Regions from separate parts of the Homo sapiens genome. Here region 1 is linked to region 2. Evidence: chromatin loops called from intact Hi-C (ENCODE). Cell type or tissue: A673. All regions are shown on one strand. Links, peaks and the distances in the headings refer to the core of each region. The heading gives the core; the rest is flanking DNA. Region 1 overlaps TMEM135 (transmembrane protein 135). Region 2 overlaps TMEM135 (transmembrane protein 135).

Region 1 (11,229 bases), core at 1,188-9,187, 180 kb before region 2:
AATTGAAAAGTTTAATTTGAAAGTCAAAAAGGAACCAGGATGCCTATTTAAATGCCTCTAATTTGTGACTCCCAATTCTCTTTATTCTAAAGAAAATTCATGCAATTTTATGTAGTCTTGCAGCCCACCATGCCCGAGCCCCACCCCCACCCCGTGGTGTGCTCCCACACAGCCCCAGCCTCTCTGACGGGCGCCGCCCCCTGCTCTGTGGCCCCCGGTCCCATCGACCGCCTAAGGGCTGAGTAGTGCAGGCGCGCAGCACGGGACTGGCAGGCAGCTCCGCCCGTGGCCCTGGCGCAGGGTCCACTAGGCGAAGCCAGCTGGGCTCCTGAGTCGGGTGGGGACTTGGAGAACTTTTATGTCTAGCCAGAGGATTGTATATGCACCAATCAGTACTCTGTGTCTAGCTCGGGGTTCATGGATGCACCAATCAGCACTCTGTAGCTAGCTAATCTGGTGGGGACTTGGAGAATATGTCTAGCTAAAGGATCGTAAATACACCAATAAGCACTCTGTGTCTAGCTCAAGGTTTGTAAACACACCACTCAGCACCCTGTGTCTAGCTCAAGGTTTGTAAATGCACCAATCAGTGCTCTGTGTCTAGCTAATCTAGTGGGGACTTGGAGAACTTTTATGTCTAGCTAAAGGATCGTAAATACACCAATCAGCATTCTGCGTCTAGCTCAAGGTTTGTAAACGCACCAATCAGCACCCTGTGTCTACCTCAAGGTTTGTAAATGCACCAATCAGCACTCTGTAACTAGCTAATCTGGTGAGGACTTGGAGAACTTTTATGTCTAGCTAGAGGATTGTAAATGCACCAATCAGCACTCTGTGTCTAGCTCAGGGATTATAAACGCACCAATCAGCACCCTGTCAAAACGGACCAATCAGCTCTCTGTAAAACGGACCAATCAGCTCTCTATAAAATGGACCAATCAGCTGTCTGTAAAATGGACCAATCAGCAGGATGAGGGTGGGGCCAGATAAGGGGAAAAAAGCAAGCTGCCAGAGTCAGCAGTGCCAACCTGCTCGGGTCCCCTTCCACGCTGTGAAAGCTTTGTTCTTTCGCTCTTTGCAATACCTCTTGCTGCTGCTCACTCTTTAGGTCCGCACTTCTTTTATGAGCTGTGACACTTACTGCAAAGGTCTGCAGCTTCACTCCTGAGGCCAGCGAGACCATGAACCCAACAGGTGGAATGAACAACTCTGGGTGGGAGGAACGAACAACTCCAGACGTGCCACCTTAAGAGCTGTAACACTTACCATGAAGGTCTGCAGCTACACTCCTGAAGCCAGTGAGTCCATGAACCCACCAAAAGGAAGAAACTCTGAACACATCCGAACATCAGAAGGAATAAACTCCAGACACACCATCTTTAAGAACTGTAACACTCACCGCGAGGGTCTGCAGCTTCATTCTTGAAGTCAGTGAGACCAAGAACCCACCAATTTCAGACATAGTTTTAATTAAATTTTTCTTATTCTGTTTTTAAAAACCCACGTAAAAGAATACACTAGATTTTGTAATTAATTTTCCAACCCATTTTCAAGTATAGAGCTTACCTTAGTACTAACTTATAATTTAGTATTTGACACATGATCAACAATTGTACATTTTGATTGATGCTTGCTTATCATACGATTACCAAGAAAATATTAACATGAAATTACTTTCAGACTTTTATTTTTGTTTTGTTTTGAAAAATGTTCAATATTCTAATCACATAAGTATATTCCAATAGGTTAAATTGATTATTTCAATTTACTATGCAAAACTTGTAGTGTGTGGTTAATAGATTACATGGCTTATATACATACAAAAGGTTTTCATGTTAAATTTTGTTTGAATAATAAAATGGACTAAGAGAGTTCAGTTTCAGCCTTCATATGGCACTTAGTATGAGAAAACTCAACTACTAATGTTGTATCCCTATTTTAAGAAAACTCACATACAAATATCTGAACTTGAAATAGCAAGAAATTAAGAAATTTGGGGAAGATTATTTTGTTTCCTTTATGAACACATTATATCTTCAATAACTTCCAATAGAATTCCTTTAAATAGTGAAATTCCCCAGTGTATTAAAAATATTATTTTCTATTCTGATAAATATTTCACAGTACATTTATTTCATACAGAATGGAACACTGATACTTGGCTTTGTCTTCAAGAGCCCAAGCAAAGCTGCTGAAGCAGGCCGCAGTTATGGGTAATCAAGTGAGATTCTAAGTCCCCAGACGATAATTGTGCACTTTTTTCTGGTGTGTCCTAACTATAAATTGGAAACAGTTGGACTAAAACTTACAGCAACAACTCCAATAGAATCAGATTTCTCCTTAAACTTGGAGAAGCTGGAACTGTTTCTGCTTTAAAGTCCAAACTAGGAAGGTCATGTTCCAAAGCAGCCTTAAATTGCTAAGAAACCAAGAATCACCTTCAGACTGTTTCTAAAAGAAATGTTAATCAGAATAAATTTCCTTCTGAAAATGAACTGGTAATAGTAACACTAGTCAAACTTTAAAATAGTTGTAAAAGGAGCAGATTGTGGTTTCATTGGACCTAAACTGAAAGGCCTGTTTGCAGTTCCCAAGGAAATGGCATGAGTGCAGACTTAACAAATTAACTATAGGCAACAACCAAAAAAATATCAAATAATGTTTCATGTAAATCCAAGGAAAAATTTAGCAAGTGTCTTAAAATTATGGCATTGCTACGAACCAAAATTATTTACATTAAACAAAATTATAATCACAATTCTGAACCAATCTATTTTTTAAAGACCTCAAGACAAACAAATACTTTCAGTTTTTTCCCTTCTACAAACATAGTGAAAAATATGAAAACAAATGTTTTCAATTAAACAGAATCTTCGAATCAACATTAATTTCTTTTCTTTTTTTATTTTTTGAGATGGAGTCTCGCTCTGTCACCCAGGCTGGAGTGCAATGACGCGATCTCGGCTCACTGCAACCTCCACCACCCAAGTTCAAGCCAGTTCTCTGCCTCAGCCTCCCAAGTAGCTGGGATTACAGGCGCCCGCCACCACGCCCAGCTAATTTTTGTATTTTTAGCAGAAACAGGGTTTCACCATCTTGGCCTGGCTGGTCTTGAACTCCTGGCTGCATGATCCACCTGCCTTGGCCTCCCAAAGTGCTGGCATTACAAGGCGTGAGCCACCGCACCCAGCCCCATTAATTTATTTTCAAATGCATATTGGCATATATGTCAGTAAAATAATATAGCAATCTGTTTTCATATTGAACAAAATGAGCAGCTATTCAAAACTATAACAGGCTAAAATTTTTCATAAATTTATGCTTATTTGATACCAAAGTTAAATAAAATATGCATCTCCTAGTAATGGAGCAAAAACAACATTTTGTAAGCTTTTCCAAACTACTATTCTCTTTTTCTTTTCTTTTTTTTTTTTTGAGATGGAATTTCACTCTTGTTGCCCAGGCTGGAGTGCAATGGCACGGTCTCGGCTCACTGCAACCTCCACCTCCGGGTTCAAACAATTCTCCTGTGTCAGCCTCCCAAGTAGCTGGGATTACAGGCACCTGGTACCACACCTGGCTAATTTTGTATTTTCAGTAGAGACAGGGTTTCACCATGTTGGCCAGGCTGGTCTCGAACTCCCGACCTCAGGTGATCCACCTGCCTCAGCCTCCCAAAGTGCTGGGATTACAGGCAGCCACTGCATCTGGCCAGAAGCTACTATTTTCTGATTAGCTGAAGACTTATAGAGTATCCTGACCCCCAAGAAAGAGAAACATTTAATTTCAAATACTCCAGCTTACATCCTCTCAAAGATTTTGAACTTAATCTGTGGTATGAATAATAGAAATTGGGAGAGTCAACACATAATGGAATCTTGCTAGCCCATAGAATGGTATTAGAAAAATAAAATATTGGAACAAAAGTAACATGAGAGAATTATATTATATAGATTAAGAAACCAAGGCCCAAGGAGGTTAAGTGATCAAATTGTAAATACATCCCAATCACCTAACTGTCTGTACCTGCTGAAGTCTCAACAGTGAAGATGAAATATTACAGACAAGTAAAGGGATCTTGGACAATATAAAAGAAAACACAAATCACCTAAATGAAGTAGAGAACAATGGTCTTCCAACTGGTTTTATGCAAAGACTTTACAAGGGACAACAGGCATGGATAGTTTTAAAGAAACCAGTGTTGGCCGGATGCGGTGGCTCACGCCTGTAATCCCAGCACTTTGGGAGGTCGAGGCGAGTGGATCACCTGAGAGTCAGGAGTTCGAGACCAGCCTGGCCAAGATGGTGAAATCCCTTCTCTACTAAAAATACAAAAATTAGCCGGCCATGGTGGCTCGTGCCTGTAATCTCAGCTACTTGGGAGGCTGGGACAGGAGAATCGCTTGAACCCGGGAGGCGGAGGTTGCAGTGAGCCGAGATTGCATCATTGCACTCCAGGCTGGGCAACAAGAGCAAAACTCCAACTCAAAAAGAAAAGGCAAAAAAAAAAATGAACCAATGTCCAGTTGCTCACTTCCACATGTTCTCCTATCTAAACATGATTTGCCTGAGTGTGTACCATTGGTCAAGACTTCATGCTGGCTTCTCTTATCCACCTCCCCTTCATAAAAGCTTTTCACTTTAGAAATATAATTCTTGGTCCCCACTCCAGACCTCCTGAATTCAGAAATTCTAAGTGTGGGGCCCAACAATCTCTGCAACTTGTGTTTTAACAAAATCTCCACAGGATTCTTAAAAATGCTAAAGCTTGAAAACCACTGAGCTAAGTTATGTTGCAGTAACAAAATGTCAATGCCTTTTAACAAAAAAAGTTTATTTTCTGCTCACGCTACATGTCAAACAAGAGTTAGCTATGGCTCAACTACGTGAAATCTTCATTTTGTACCTTAGGGTAACAGAGAAACTTTATCTGCAAATGCTGATTGTCACAGCAGAGAAAAAGAACAAACATAGGAAACTGTGTTCTGACTTAAAGATTTTGCTCATAAGTATACATAAATCATTTCCACTCATATTTCTTTAGCCAAAACATGTCGTAACTCCAGGCATGATGTCAATAGGGAAGGGAAGTATAAAGTTTCTCCAGGGAGGGGCAGCAAAGGTTTTTGAACAATAACACAGTCTACCATACACGCCAAGTATATAATTGTTGAAGATCAACTGTATTTGTTTATATTTAAGAAAATTCAAAGCACAATTTCTTTTTCTTCATAAAATACTATCAATAGTCTTTTTCACAATAACTTTTTTCACTTTAAGTGTGATAATATTTAAAATCTTTCTGGTACTGGTTTCAGAAATAGGATAGTCTACAACACATCAATTAGTATTTTACACTATATGTGAATACATAAACGTGTTTGTCTGCATGTGTCCCCAGTGCCTAGTACAGTGCATAGTACATGAGTAACTCAAGAAATATATGTTGAAAGAAATTTTTGTCCATGTAATCACTGAAAAAAACTGCATTTTTATATTAACTATTTCTATTTGGGTGCCAAGTTTCTTGTAGTTGTTTCTTTGACAGCAATTGTAGGGTTTTTTGTTTTGTTTTGATTTTCCATTTCTAAAGAAATTTGTTTATTTTACATCAAGTACCTCTATACTCATTAACAACTCCCAGAGATCATCCTTAATATAAAGTTCCATTAGTTTCTTTATATTGATAATGTGCTATGAATTTACATTTAGACATAAACATACATACTCTAAATAGGGGCTTCCAGTCTTTTCTTAATTAGGAGCTATTTCTTAATACCACAAATGAAATGGAACAGTGATTATAGTATGAATTTATCAAATCCAAAAGGCAGGAAGGCGGATACGGCTGATAGGCATGTTCATCACGCTACCAGGAACTGAAATCCAGCAAAAGAGGTGAGACCATAAAGTCTATAGGTTGGAGTGTTGTTCACCTTTACATCATTTATTCACTCCTTCACACAGTTAAGTATTTCATAAGTATTTATAAAGAGTTGACAATGTGCCAGGCAGGTTGCAAGTGCTGAGGACAGCCATTGCCGATGGCTTCAGGAATTCACAATCCAGAAGGTATAGGTACAATCAAATAATGATATTACATTATAGAAAGTACTTTAATATAAAGTACACAGTGCTTTAGGAGCACAAAGCAAGTGTGTCTGACATTGATTTTGGTGTCATGAAGGCTGTTCAGAAAAAGACATTTAAGGTGCTATAAAAAAGAAGTAGAGGAAGAAAGCAGGGAGGAAAAATACATATAAGACTTAGAAAAAAGAAAACACTGGATATTCTGAGAACTGAGAGGTTTAATATGACTGTAACACAGAGACATGGAAACCAAATGGAGAAAGACTGGCACATGTCACACCATGCCAAAAACGAATTTGAACTTTACTTCTAAAGCAAAAGGTCCTGCTACTCAGAGGAATGACATAACCAGACCTATGTTTAACAAAGATACTCCAGGTTTGATGTTCATGACCTATTACCAAATCTCACTCCATTGTTTATTTTTAAATTATAATCTCATTTGGTACTATTTGTTTAAACTTTTTAAATGACAGCCTACACGCTGAATTTTTGAAAGCAACTGATATTAATGCCATCTAAACATATACTTTGTTCTTTATTTTAAAAGATTAAACCACACATTAACTTTAAGACATATTTTAATAACTTTTTGATAGATTAACAAATTAGTTTAAAAATAATAACCTTCAAAATTACAACTAAGTAAAGATGCCTACATAAAATATCAAACTTAATTAAACTATAAAATTCAGGTAATTAATACTAGTTGTTTTAACAAACTAATCACAAAATCTTGATGCCTCCACATAATAAAGGTCTGCTTATTTATCACTATTCACTCAGGCATTCATCCAGGCTGTCTCTGACACAAAGAGTAACCTCATTTCAGTCAGCTATAATGTCGTTCTAGATATTGTTCTGTGTGTATGTGAATAATAAAGTCACATCATTAATGTATTGTGGGGACAGGGAAGAATGATGAAAGCCAAGACTATACCAATAAGTTACATGAGGTGGAGTAAGCAATATACTTTTTTGTAATTACCACTATGTCCACAGATCTATGAAGCAAATATTATTCATTTACACAATCATATATCTGTTCAACAAGCAATTATTAAGCACTGAGGCAGTAGAGTTAAAAGCGAGGGCTATAGATTCAGAGAAGCAAGTTGTTTACATTCTGAGCCTGTTTCTCCACCTGTAAAATGCAAATAATAGGACCTACATCATGTGATTATTGTACTAAGCACTCAAGAAATGTTATTTATTATTACTACTGCTGCTGCTATTACTAAAACAAACACAACTACAAAGATGAGGGTATAGCAGTTGCTGTCTTACACACTGAGACTACAAGAAAAATTTAACAGTTCCTACCCATAGCAAGCTCATAGGCTTAAACTCTAAGGTGAAACAGTGAGCCACAGACAGAAAAAAAGAAGTAGACACACCATCTCCCCTGAAATTAACACCATGATCTAAAAGATGTATCACTACAGGCCTTCCTCCAAAGATACAAACTGATATAATCATACTAGTACACAATCATTTACTAATTGAGGATAATGGTACATGTGATATAAATTGCCAAATGAAAAAAAAATGACCTGAACTAGAAATGAGTCCATCAACATGTGAATGCATAAACAAATTGTGGCATATCCATATAATAAAATACTGCTCAGCTATAAAGAAGAACAAACTACTAATACACTCAACAAAATAGATGAATTTCAAAAAAAAAAAAATGCTGAGAAGCAGCCAGACACAAAGGTGCATACTGTATGATTCCACTGGTGTGAAATTCTAGAAAAAAGTTTCATAATCTAAAGTGACAGAGAGCAGATCCATCTGTTCCTGCTATCAGGGATGAGAGGAGAGATAGAAACCGACTACAAAAAAATGCACAAAAGAAATTTTAAAGAATGATGAAAATATTCTGAATTTGACCTTGGGGGTGGTTACATTTGTCAAAACTCATAGAACTCATAGAGTATACTCTTCAAATGTGTATATTTTTATTGTATATAAATTATAACTCAAAGTTAATTTTCAAAGAATGAAAATTATGTGGTTCATGCCTGTAATCCCAGCACTCTGGGAGACCGAATCGGGCAGATCACTTGAGGTCAGGAGTTCGAGACCAGCCTGGGCAATGTGGCAATGTGGTGAAACCTTGTCTCTACTAAAAATACAAAAATTATCTGGGCGTGGTGGCAGGCACCTGTAATCCCAGCTAATAGGGAGGTTGAGGCAGGAGAATCACTTGAACCCGGGAGATGGAGGTTGCAGTGAGCAAAAATCGTGCAGCCTGGGTGACAGAGTGAGACTCTGTCTCAAAAAAAAAAAAAGAACGAAAATTTGCCTGAATCAGTAACAGAACTAGAGGTAAAAAATTATATATTTTAGAGATTACAAATGTATATGTGTTATGAAACACATTACACTTTATGAAATTCAAAGAATAAAGAAATTGCTCAAAACTAAAGAATCAAAGATGGTTTTAGGGAAAAGATATCATTTGTGCAGACTGAATTTTTTAGTATAGAGGTAACAGTAAGGATGCAAAGGCTAGCAAAGGATACAAGGTAAAAGCCTGAGGAACATCACCATAGCTTGAGTTGAGTGAAGAGAATTCTATACAGGTAGAGCAAGGCTAGACAATGGAAGGACTTGGTCCAAGAATTTAGACTGTCCTGAAGGCAATAGGAAATCACAGAGGATTTCTGAACAGAATGACATAATCATAGCTATGCATTACAAGGGAAAAATAGATAAAATGTTTTAAATCATCTATAGATCTATTAGAAAGTGACTGACTCCAGAGTATCATTAAGAAGCAAGTTTAGGTCACAGGGTAGACAATTAAAGTCTTTCTAATTTATAAAAGTAACATTTTATGTTAAGAGTTGGCCGGGCATGGTGGCTCACGCCTGTAATCACAACACTTTGGCAGGCTGAGGAGGGCAGATCACCTAAGGTTAGGAGTTCGAGACCAGCCTGGCCAATATGGTGAAACCCTGTCTCTATTAAAAATACAAAAATTAGCCAGGCGTGGTGGTGGGCGCCTGTAATCCCAATTACTAGGGAGGCTGAGGCAGGAGAATTGATTGAACCCAGGAAGTGGAAGTTGTAGTAAGCCAAGATTGTGCCACTGAACTCCAGCATGGGGGACAAAAGCAAAACTCTGTCTCAAAAAAAAACAAAAAACAAAAACAGAGTTGTTTACTACTGCTTATTCTCAGAGTACAGCAAATGTGATCCAATACGGCAGTTTCACGTTTTTAAAAATCTTGTTTTTGGGCCAGGCACAGTGGCTCACACCTGTAATCTCAGCACTTTGGGAGGCCAAGGCAGGTGGATCACTTAAGGCCAAGAATTCAAGACCAGCCTGGCTAACATGGTGAAACCTCATCTCTACAAAAATACAAAAATTAGCCAGGCATGGTGGCACAAATCTGTAATCCCAGCTACTCAGGTGGCTGAGGAACAAGAATCGCTTGAACCCGGGAGGTGCAGGTTGTAGTGAGCTGAGATCACACCACTGCACTCCAGCCTGGGCAACAAAGCGAGACTCGGTCTCAAAAAAATCTTGTTTTTACATAATGTTAGCAATACTTCTGGGTAAGAAATGTTGGGTAAAAAATACATATATTGAAACCTTCAAAATTTTATTAATCCTAAAAATTCATAATATAAATTCTGCAGTTTTATTCTCCTACTCCAAAGTTCCATAAATATTAAATTATTTTTTAAAAAAAAGCCAGGTAAAGTGGCTCACGCCTGTAATCCCAGCACTTTGGGAGGCCGAGGCAGGCGGACCAACTGAGGTCAAGAGTTCAAGACCAGCCTGGCCAACATGGTGAAACCCTGTCACTACTAAAAATACAAAAATTAGCCAGGCATGGTGGCCTCGCATGCCAGTAATCCCCACTACTTGGGAGGCTGAGGCAGGAGAATCACTGGAACCCGGGAGGCAGAGGTTGCAGTGAGTCGAGATCACGCTACCGCGATACAGCCTGGGTGACAAAGCTAGACTCCATCTCAAAAAAAAAAAAAAAAAAAAATTCACAAACACACTAAAAGAAGTTTTGTATAACTTATGAATATAAAATTCTATGCGTTACATTCAATGAAATCTCTCCCAGTGAATACACACACACACACACACACAAACACTCTTATATAAACTTAAGTATATATGTGTGTGTATATATATATATATATAAACTTTTGATAGTAATGTACTAGAGTAACAAAATTGGCTAAAAGTCTAAGATTAAAGTAAGAAGACCTGATCAGAGCTTTGATGCTCTCAGAAATCAAATTCTGATGCAGTTACAACTCAAGTTCTAAAAATTGGCCAGTTTTGGTTAAGTACTTGACATCACAGAACTTCAGTTTCCTCAAATGTAAAATCAGATACTATTACTTACTATATAAGACTGTTATGAAAACTAAAGAATATTATACAGTCTGAAACAGAGAAAATGATCAAGAACAATGTATTGAGGATTAAATGTTTATAATAAAAGAGTTATAAAAATCTCAAAACTACTCACTCAACATAGGATTTATGTGCGTTAGTGTCCAGTCTTTATAATTTTATATTTTCCTTTGCATATGTAACTTGAAATCCTGCTGAGTCAAAAGCAATACTCTGATTTTAAAATGCAAAAAATAATTTTCTCTTCCATGCTACATGGTTGGGGTCCTTCTGGAGCTTGGCAGTAGAGGAAGGCAGAAGGACAATGTTAAAATCCACACTAGCGGCCAGGCGCGGTGGCTCATGCCTGTAATTCCAGCACTTTGGGAGGCCTAGACGGGCGGATCACCTGAGGTCAGGAGTTCAAGACCAGCCTGGCCAAAATGGTGAAACCCCGTCTCTACTAAAAAATACAAAAAATTAGCTGGGCGTGGTGGTGGGAGCCTGTAATCCCAGCTACTGAGGAGCTGAGGCAGGAGAATTGCTTGAACCCAGGATGAGGAGTTTGCAGTGAGCTGAGATCGCGCCACTGTACTCCAGCCTGGGCAACAAGAGTGAAACTCCATCTCAAAAAAATAAAAATAATAAATAATAAATAATAAAATCCAGACTAGTTTGGCTTTTCTTATTCTGAGACTCTAACTTGCTAAAAAATGTACTTTGTCTTCCAACAAGTTTGCATGTGTGGGCTATATTTTAGGTTTTCA
Region 2 (11,229 bases), core at 1,211-9,210:
CAGATTCCAAAGATTAGGAGAAAATATTTGCAAATTATACATCTGATAAAGGGTTAATATCCAAAATATGTAAGGGATTTAACACAATTACAAGGAAACAACTCAATTAAAAAAATGGGCAAAGGACCTGAACAGACATTTCTCAAAAACAAAAAAACAAACAAAAAAAAAAAACAAAAAAAACATGGCTAACACACACATTTAAAAATGCTCAACATCACTAAAAATTAGGGAAATGCAAATTAAAATCACAATGAGATATTGCCTAACACCTGTTAGAGTGGCTACTATCAAAGTCAAAAGATAACAAAGTGTTGGCAAGTACCTGGAGGAAAAGGAATCCTTGTACACTATTGGTGAGAATGTAAAATGATACAGTCATTATGAAAAACAGTATGGAAGCTCCTTAAAAAACTAAAAATACCATATGATTTTTCTCTAACAAGTGATCCAGCAACCCCACTTCTGAGTATGTATCCAAAGAAAGTGAAATCGGTATGTCAAAGGGATGTCTTCATTCCCATGTTCACTCCAGCACTATTCACAATAACCAAGACATGGAATCAACCTAATGAACCTGGAAGACATTATGCTAAGTTAAAATAAGCCAGGCACAGAAAAAAATACCACATGATCTCACTTATATGTGGAATCTTATGAAAGTCCAACTCATAGAAGTACAGAGTAGAATGGCAGTTAACAGAGCCCAAGGGAAGAGGGGGTTGTGATGATAAGTTTCAGTGAGACAAGAGAAATAAATTTTTGAGATATATTGCACAGCAGGGTGACCATAGTTAATAAGGACATAATGTACATTTCAAAATATATTATAGCTAAGAGTAAATTTCAAATGTCTGACAACTGAGGTGATGTTAATTTGATTTAATCATTTCATGCTGTATATATACATATATACATATATATATACATATATATATATACATATATATACATATATATATACACACACATATATATATCAAAACATCACATTGCACCCCATAGATGTATACAATTATGACTTGTCAATTAAAAATAACTTAAAAAGAAATAAAAATTTATTTCTCTAAAGTAAATGTCTATGAGTAGATTGGTTGGCTCATACGGAAAAGTATATGTTTATCCTTTTAATAAACTGTCAAATTGGCTTCCAAAGTGGTTAAACAATTTTACATTCCCACATGCAGGAATATGATAGTTCCAGTTCCTATATATTCATACCAACATTTGCTCTTGTCAGACTTTTCCCATATCTTGCCATATGCATCTCGTCCATCTGGCTGTTCATCCATAACCTTTCTAATATCCTCTATAATAAACCAGTAAATGTAAGCAAAGTGTTTCCCTTAGTTCTGAGCTGCTCTGGTAAATTAGCTGAACTTGAAGAGGGGGTAGTGGGAACTCCAATTTATAGCTGATCAGTTGGAAGTACAGATAACAACTATTACTTTCTATTGGCATCTGAGGTGGAGGCAGTCTTATGAAACTGAGCCCTCAACCAGTGGAATCTGATGCTATCTCCAGGTAGACAGTATTAGAATTAAATTGAATTAGAGGACACTAAGCTGGTGTCTGCCAGAGAATGTGCTTCCAGAGAACTGCTTGGTCTGTGGGGATCATTCTCTGTTGAGTGAAAGAACAAGAGAAAGTACTTTTTTCTTCTTCTTTTGTTTTTTTTCCCCGAGACGGAGTTTTGCTCTTGTTGCCCAGGCTGAAGTGCAATGGCGTGATCTCAGCTTAATGCAACCTCCGCCTCCCAGGTTCAAGCTATTCTCCTGCCTCAGTCTCCCGAGTAGCTGGGATTACAGGCATGCGCCATCACACCCGGTTAATTTTGTTTTTTTAGTAGAGACGGGTTTATCCATGTTGGTCAGGCTGGTCTCGAACTCCCAACCTCTGGTGATCTGCCCGCCTCGGCCTCCCAAAGTGCTGGGATTATAGGCGTGAGCCACTGTGCCTAGGCTGAATCACCATTTTCAAACCTATGTTTGAAAAATCAAATACAGATGTTTTAATAAAAGACACTGCATGTTTAACATTAAAAACCAAATGCTAAAGACAAATTGCTAACATACATTACATGTATGTTTACAATTAAAACGTAGATACTGTTAAAATGTTTGGTGGCATAAATAAAATTACAGAGAAGTTTTCAAAAGGACTCAAACAGAAGGATTTTTAAATGTCTTAAATTTTTTTCTTATAATAAAATGTAAGTGAACTAACTACATTTGACATCACATTTTAAACATGTTAGCAGCATATAATAAATTTTGAAAGATTGGAAAACTTAGTTATTGTCACAACTGATATAATAAAGGAAAATCATGCAAGTGCAAATTTTGCTTATGTGTTCTCTTTTAAATCATACTGTGGCAAAGTTAAATTCTAACAGCAAGTGTTCTCTTATGGGTAACTGGTTCTGGCATACTAGCCCCAGGAAAATTTTTTCATAATTTTAGAGACATATCTTGGCCAGAGAAAATATTTAACTCTTTATACTTCTTTCTATATACATTTCATTCATTTTGACCTTTAATAACTAATTCACTATCAACATTTAAAATCTAGAAAACTACTATTTTTTAAATTGGGTACTTTTCACTCTAATACACACTAACTAACATGTAACAAGAAAGCAACATTTTCAGATGGGTATTAATACAATTGCCTTCAATTTGTATGTTTTTAAGTGCTAGTTAATCGTTAAGGCTATAAACTAATGGTCTAATAATTGCAACTTATCAAAACTTACTTGTATCTGATGGCTCTTTTTCTTAAAGCTCTTTTTTTTTTGAGACAGTATTGCTCTGTTGCAAAGGCTGGAGTGCACTGACGCAATCTTGGCTTACTGCAACCTCCACCTCCTGGGTTCAAGCGATTCTCCTGCCTCAGCCTCCCTAGTAGGTAGGATTACAGGCGCATGCCACCACGCCTGGCTAATTTTTGTATTTTTAGTAGATACGGAGTTTCACCATGTTGGCCAGGCTGGTCTCGAACTCCTGACCTTAGGTGATCCACTTGCCTTGGCCTCCAAAATACAGATGACTTTTACTTTCCTCTTTATTTTCCAAATCAGAAACACATACCAAAAAACAGTAAATATTTTGTTTAAATAAAACCTCACAACATTTAGAAATTTTATTGTTGGATGTTATAAGCCAACAATTTCAACTTAGTCTCATAAGCAATATAATCAAGTCATAAGAAAAGTTTACTTCTTTAGATTGAATTCAGTTCTCCCTGAATCTTTAAATCCCTACCTGTTCTGAAACAAGCACCCTCTTCATGTAGTAAAAGTTATACAGTAATAAATAAATGGCTCTGTTTAGATAAAAAGGAAGATGAAGTGTATCAGGTAATTATTAGTATCCAGAAAATATTATGATCATGTTCAAATTCACTTTCCCTCAGACATAGTCAAAATCTATGTATCAAGTCTTTGATCTCATTAAAGTTTTGAATTACTGAGCATTTATAAATGGCTAAAAACACCAATTCACATTTTGCATTTTCCCAGAAATTTTTCTAATACTAAAATTTACAGACAAATGTACCCCCTCAAAAAAGTTTTCCATTTTAAAGAACTAGAGATTCAAAGGTTTCTTCTACGTTGGGAACCCTAACAAAACGATACAGCCACCACTCAGGAACACATTTGACAGTTTCTTTAAAAACTAAACTTGGTGGCTCACACCTGTAATCCCAGCACTTTGGGAGGCCGAGGAGGGCAGATAACAAGGTCAGGAGTTCGAGACCAGCTTGACCAACAAGGTGAAACCCCGTCTCTACTAAAAATACAAAAATTAGCCAGGCATGGTGGTGCACACCTGTAATCCCAGCTACTCAGGAAGCTGAGGCAGGAGAATCGCTTGAACCTGGGAGGCGGAGGTTGCAGTGAGCCAAGATCACGCCACTGCACTCCAACCTGGATGACAGTAAAACTCTGCCTCAAAAAAAAAAAAAAAAAAAACCACCATGAAACATGTAACCACAATATAAACCCAGCAACTGCACTAATGGGCATTTATCCCAGACCAATAAAAACATGAAAATCTGTACATGAATATTTATAGCAGCTTTGTTCATAACAGCTAAAAACCATGAACAGGGGTTAAGGAGGGGTGACAACAGGAGAGAAGTGGGTGTTGCTATGATGGAAATATTCTGTATCCTGACTGTATCAATTAAATATTCTGGTTTTGATATTATATTATATTATAGTTTTGCGATATGCTACCATTGGGGGAAAATGGGTAAAGAGAACATGGGATCCCTATATTATTTTTTATAATTGCATATGAATCTATAATTATTTCAAAATAAAAGTTTTAATTTTTTTTTAAATACAGTATTTTAAGTGTGCTCTCCAACATCAATAATATCAAAGTCAAAGATCTCTTTCCCAGGAATTCACAATCTAAAGCAGACAACACACAAAAGTTTTAGTAAGTTTACTTATAATTTTCAAATAAGTGTATGAATACGCACAGTATTTGGGTATTGAAGTACACAGCGTGTGCTACTATAGAAAAGCATGTGAGTGTCTAAAAAAATACACTAAAACTCAAATGTATGCTAGCGTGCAGGCATAATACTTTAAAGTTTTCTTGAAAACATAAGAAAAGCAGCACAACAACAAAGCCATTAAGAAAATTTAAGATATTTGGCTGGGCACGGTGGCTCACACCTGTAATCCAAGCACTTTGGGAGGCCGAGGCGGGCGGATCACGAGGTCAGGAGATCGAGACCATCCTGGCTGACATGGTGAAACCCCATCTCTACTTAAAATACAAAAAATTAGCCGGGCGTGGTGGTGGGTGCCTGTAGTCCCAGCTACTTGGGAGGCTGAGGCAGGAGAATGGCATGAACCCAGGAGGCGGAGCTTGCAGTGAGCCGACATGGCACCACTGCACTGCAGCCTGGGCGACAGAGCAAGATTCCATCTCAAAAAAATATATATATATATAAGATACTTTGTTATACAATATAAATAATCTATAACCAAGATTAATCAATTGTTTTAGATTCTTTTCAGGTTGTAGTATTTATTATCACTTAATAATTTAAGTTTATCATTTTAAAGTAGATGATTTCTTCAAGTTATTTATTTTTCTGGATTCTGATTACAACACCATGAGCTGGCAAAACAGGAGTGTTCACACGCAGTTCAAAATAAGTCATGTACTTCATCTATGTACCACAATCACCAACTTTTAATCTTTGTATCTTTTAATCTAAAATACAACATTAATGCAGTCAAATAAAGCAAGGTTTTACTTGTAAATAATATTACAGCAAAACCACCATTACTTTTGCACCAACCTAAAATATTTAAAACAAGCTTTAAAATAAACATCTAGGTTTAATCTGGTATGTCTCCTATAAATCCTTCTCTTTAACCCATTTATGCCTAGTGTTCCATTATTGGAACGCTAAGCTTACAGGAGTTATTATTTTCCTACTGCTCAAGGTCATCGCCAAGGTCTGATTTTTCACAAAAAAAAAAAAAATTTGCAACCTCCAGCATAGATGGGTTAATAAACACATTCATCTATGATTCATTTAACAAATTATGGCACAAAGTACATTTTAGGTACTGTTCTAGGCTTAATACAGCAATGTATAAAACACACAAAAACTCTACATTCATGAAGCTTAAATTCCAAGGTGGGAAGACAGACAATAAAATAATAAGCAAAAAAGATACATGTTAGATGTTGATCAACTCCATGAAAAAAAGATACAGAGGTTTGGGACTGCAGGGGTATAAGTTACATGAAGGGTGACTGTTACTATGTGAGATAGATGTGGAAGGCCTCACAACAGTGACATTTCAGCAGTCTCAGTGAAATGAAACAGCAAGCCATGCAGATATCTAGCGATAAGAGCTCAAAACAGAGCGAACAGCAAGTATCAAAGTCCTGAAGAGAAAGCATGCTTGTCATGCTCACTCAACACCAGAGAGGGCAGTGTGGCTGAAGTGGAGAATGAGGAAGCAGACAGTGGTGGTAAAAGGAAGCCAGAGAAACATAAAGACCCCCCCATAACCACAGGCTTCTTGCAAACCTCGAAAAGAGCCCTACAAAATCTGTTCACATAGTCACTTTGGTAACATTGGCAAAAGTAAGGTATTTTAACCATAGATAGTTAAGATTACTATCATTTTACATTCTGATTTCTCTGTCACACTTCACCTTGTGATGAACAGCACTAGGTTTTGGAATCCAGCTTGCTAGTAGAGTTGAGTTTAGCAAGATATATTGAGTTTGGGTTTAGCATGATATATTCATTAATTTACTTTCCAGTTGCTTTTAGGTATAGAACATTGATTCCTAGTGGCTCATTAAAAGAGTGGCAACCAGGCACGGTGGCTCACGCCTGTAATCCCAGCACTTTGGGAGGCCGAGGCGGGCAGATCACTTGAGGTCAGGAGTTCCAGACCAGCCTGACCAACATGGTGAAACCCCGTCTGTACTGGAAATACAAAAATTAGCCAGGCATGGCAGTGTGCGCCTGTAATCCCAACTACTCTGGGGACTGAGGCAGGAGAATCGTTTGAACCCAGGAGGCAGAGGTTGCAGTGAGCCAAGATCATGCCGCCGCACTCCAGCCTGGGTGACAGAGCCAGACCCTGTCTTGAAAAAAAAAAAAAGAGTGGCTTCCAGGAATACTCTACTGTCTACTGTGCCAACTTACCCCGTCAATGACACAAAGGTGAAGAACCAGAGGCCATAATGATATATAGATACATCCTAGGGTGCCAAGCCCTGAAAATATGTGGGTAATGAAAAAGAAATAAATTTAAAATGCACATGGCTAAAAGACAGATGGTTAAAACTTCTACCAATCATCAGACATGCAATGTAGTAAGCAGAAGATCTGACTCTTATCAAAGCCTAGCCAAAATCCAACTTATCTCCTGTCAAGGAAATGAAGTGAATACAATTATAATTATTATAAATGCAACATAACTTTGTAGGGTTTTTTCCCAATGGAAACTGTACTACAGAAAATTTTTTAGAATGCCTATGTTTGAGAATCACTACCTGTATCAGTATTCAAAAAAGGTGACTGTGTATTAAGTAACATGGTTTTAACTATTCCAAATATGAATAATTATTAAAGCATATGTGATCAATAATGCAAGAAGAAAGACTGAAATATCTTTTTTATTTTCTCTGTATAAAATGATATTATAGGCTGCTGGGGAGGGCAGGAAAGCCGCACCCACCCAGCAAGGGCTCCGTGACTGGGTTCCCAGGACTGTCGAAGGAAGGTATAACTGGGTGGGAGGGTGGGTAGCTTATGCTCTCCAAGACTGCCTTTCCAAACTCTTTGACACCTAAGAAAAGGTGAACAAGTTCTATTTTCAAGAGAAGATGGCTTTTAACAGTTTTGAAGGATCTAAAGCTGTGTATCTGCAGACATCAATAAGGACGAAGAATTTGTAGAAGAGTTTAACGGATAAAAAACTTTTGCTAGTTTTCCAAGTAGTAGTCCTGTTTCAGCATCAACACTGGCACAAGTAGGTTTTCTTTATATTGGTGAAGGAGACACCATGTGGTGCTTTAGTGGTCATGCAGGAGTAGAGAGAAGGCAATATGGAGACTCAACAGTTGGCAGACACAAGAAAGTATCCCAAATTGCAGATTACCAACGGCTTTTTTTTTTTTTTTTGAGATGGAGTCTCACTCTGTTGCCCAGGCTGGAGTGCAGTGGCGCGATCTCGGCTCACTGCCAGCTCCACCTCCCGGGTTCACGCCATTCTCCTGCCTCAGCCTCCTGAGTGGCTGGGACTACAGGCACCCACCACCATGCCCAGCTAACTTTTTGTATTTTTAGTAGAGACGGAGTTTTACTGTGTTAGCCAGGATGGTCTCGATCTCCTGACCTCGTGATCTGCCCACCTCAGCCTTCCAAAGTGCTGGGATTACAGGTGTGAGCCACCGCTCCCGGCCGGCATTTACTTTTAAAATAGTGACACAAAACCTGCAAATCCTAGTATCCAAAATGGTCAGTACAAAGTTGAAAACTGGGAAACAGTAATCAATTTGCCTTAGGCAGGCCATCTGAGATTCATGCAGATTATCTTTTGATAACCGGACAGGCTTAAATGTATCAGATACCATATACCCAAGAAACCCAGAAACCCATCATGTATAGTGAGGAAGCTCAACTATAGTCATTCCAGAACTGGCCAAACTATGCCCACTTAACCCCAAGAGAGAGAGTTAGTGCTGAACTCTAATACACAAGTATTGATGACCAAGTGCAGTGCTTTTATTGTGGTAGAAAACTGAAAAATTGGGAACCTTATAGTGCTGGCTGGTGGCAGAAGAACATAGGCAACACTTTCTTAATTGCTTCTTTGTTTTCGGCCAGAATGTTAATATTTGAAGTGAATCTGACATTGTTGAGTTCTGATAGGAATTTCCCCAATTCAACAAATCCTCTGAAGAAATCCATCCATGGAGCATTATGAAGCACAGATCATTACTTTGGGGATGTGGATGTACTCAGTTAACAAGCAGCAGCATGCAGGAGCTGAATTTTATGCTTTAGGTAAAGGTGATAAAGTAAAATGCTTTTGCTGTGGAAGAAGGCTAACTGATGGAAACCCATTGAACACCCCCGGGAACAACATGCTAAGTGGTATCCAAGGTGTAAATATCTATTACAGGAGAAGAACAAGAATATATAAGTAATATCCATTTAACCCATTCACTTGAGGAGTCACTGGTGAGAAGTGCTGAAAAAAATGTCATCACTAACTATAAGAATGGATTATACCATCTTTCAAAATCCTATGTTACAAGAAGCTACACAAATGGGATTCAGTTTAAAGAATATTGAGAAAATAATGGAAGAAAAAATTCAAACATCTGGGAGCAACTATAAGTCACCTGAGGTTCTGGTTGCAGATTCATTGAGTGCTCAGAAAGACACAAGATGAATCAAGTCAGACTTCACTGCAAAAAGATACGGGGTCTCATTATGTTACCCAGGTTGGTCTTGGGCTACTGCCCTCAAGCAATCCTCCCACCTCAGCCTCTCAAGTAGCTGGAACTACAGGCCCATACCACCACACCTAGCCTATACTGTAATTTCTAATGAGACAGAGGAAAGACTAGGCGGAGGGAATTGAAAGAAGTAGTATTGAAAAAAGGGGAGAAGAAGTAATGAGGAGCTCCAGATCCAGAGTCTGCCAGTAATAGCACAGAACTCATTCCAAGACCTCTAAATTACTGAAAAATTATAACAAAATGAGAAATATATCAAACACAGAATTGGTCCTAGGCTGTAAGAAGAAAATGAGAGACAAATAATAAGAACCTGTAGCGTGACGGCTTCAGAAAAGTATTATATAGGAACTGAAAAGGAAGTCTAGCCATATGTAATTTGGTTTTTGGGGAATAAAGTTTACATTGACATTCAAACATTCCAAGCAGTCTCCAAACAAAGCTGGTGACACCAAAGCAATCAAAGTTTCACGACCAATTAAAAACCCAGAGTCTATTATTTTAGAAATAAATGAAAGATCACGATGGAAATTCCTTGTATAAAATCAGTATTGTCTCAGTAATTTTTTAAAAGAAAATTATAATATAAAATCATATGAAGAAATGAATGGAGTTTATAACCAATATATGAAGGAAAAAAGTACTGTGGAGGTATGTTAGATGAATATTTACGTAACATTTAATTAACATAAAATCTGGATTTTATGTTAAGTCTGGTGTTTATCATCTTTTTAAAATTAAAATATCATCACTCAAACTGAATTTTTACTGGACAGGTTCAGCATTAAAAACAAGTAAATTGGCCGGGTGTGGTGGCTAATGCCTGTAATAACAGCACTTTGGGAGGCTGAGGCAGGCAGATCACGAGGTCAGGAGTTCACGACCAGACTGACCAACATGGTGAAACCCCGTCTCTACTAAAAATACAGAAAAAATTAGCCAGGCGTGATGGTGCACACCTGTAATCCCAGCTACTCAGGAGGCTAAGGCAGGAGAATCACTTGAACCCAGGAGGCAGTGGTTGCAGTGAGCCAATATCACACCACTGCATTCCAGCCCGGGTGACAGAGCGAGACTCCATCTCAAAAAATAATAATAATAAATAAAAACAACAAGTAAATTGGCTGGGCAAAGTGGCTCTTGCCTATAATCACAGCACTTTGGGAGGCCAAGGCAAAAGGATCACTCGAGCCCAAGAGTCTGAGACCAGCGTAGGCAACATCCCATCTCTACAAAAATAAAAGTAAAAAAAAATAGCCGGACATTGTGGTACATGCCTGTGGTCCCAGCTACTTGGGAGGGTGAGGTAGGAGGATTGCTTGCGCCCAGGAGTTCAAGCTGTAGTGAGCCGTGATCACACCACTGTACTCCAGCCTGGGCAATACAATGAGACCAAAAACATAAAATAAATAAAATAAATGGAAACAGGTAAATAGATGAGTTAACTTGAAGACAAATCTGAAAAGATAACCAGAATTCAGCACAAAGAGATGAAAAAGTAGGAAAATGTTAAAGAGTGATTAAGAAAATATGAAGAGGGACATAACAATGTTTAACATGTATCTCAAAGGAGTTCCAAAACAATAGAATATAGAGAATGGGGAGAAGCAAGATTCAAAGAGGGGATGGATAAGAATTTAATTCCAGAACTAACCATGAATTCTCGGACTACAAAAGCTGAGTTCTGATCAAGCTAAATAAAAATAAATCTATATCCTAGTAAACCCAATATGCCAAAAATAAATTCTTCAAAAGTAAATCTTAAAAAAAAATTTGAGAAAAAAAGAGAGATTACCTAAAAAGTAAAACCAACAGACTACAAAAAGTAAAAAAAAGTAACCACAGAGAACAAAGATAAAGGATTATCTTTAAATCACTGTCAATCTAGAATTCTATACCCAGCAAGATTGTCATTAATTCAACAAATATTTATCAAATCTCTATTACATGACAGACTCTATTTAGAAGCTCAAAAGCTTACATCCTAGTAAGAATTCTTTCAAGGAGAATAATGCCAAAAAGAAATCCTGCTCTCCTGCTGTCCTGAAATTTCCATTTCATTACAATTAAAAGTCCTTAGAACTCCTAATTTTCTGGAGTATTTTAAAATAAATTTACTTGATGGCATACCCTAGGCTTTCTTAATTGGTGGTCCATGAACACTCTGAAATGAAATTTAGGTATCATTCCTTACATGAGCAGTTTT

Evidence for each region. Peaks named below come from ENCODE experiments on the same cell type or tissue, not always from the same donor. Only the 100,000 strongest peaks of a DNase experiment are listed, where the experiment ranks them.
Region 1: it touches region 2 in a loop (4-fold over the local background); 16 of 110 quality-filtered maps call a loop at or near these places.

What each region holds. Positions count from the first base shown.
Region 1 is chr11:87,275,540-87,286,768 of GRCh38, reverse strand. All of the region lies in intron 6 of TMEM135 (transmembrane protein 135), which reads right to left. Among named protein-coding and RNA genes, the nearest start is that of TMEM135, 240 kb to the right of the region's middle. In A673, for the core only: a CTCF peak has its summit at 5,082; a DNase peak (open chromatin) is centred at 5,078; H3K27ac peaks cover 5,927 bases.
Region 2 is chr11:87,092,427-87,103,655 of GRCh38, reverse strand. The region is part of intron 4 of TMEM135 (transmembrane protein 135); the gene reads right to left. It also overlaps the pseudogene XIAPP2. Among named protein-coding and RNA genes, the nearest start is that of TMEM135, 60 kb to the right of the region's middle. In A673, for the core only: CTCF peaks have their summits at 5,965 and 7,572; DNase peaks (open chromatin) are centred at 5,945 and 7,545; H3K27ac peaks cover 565 bases.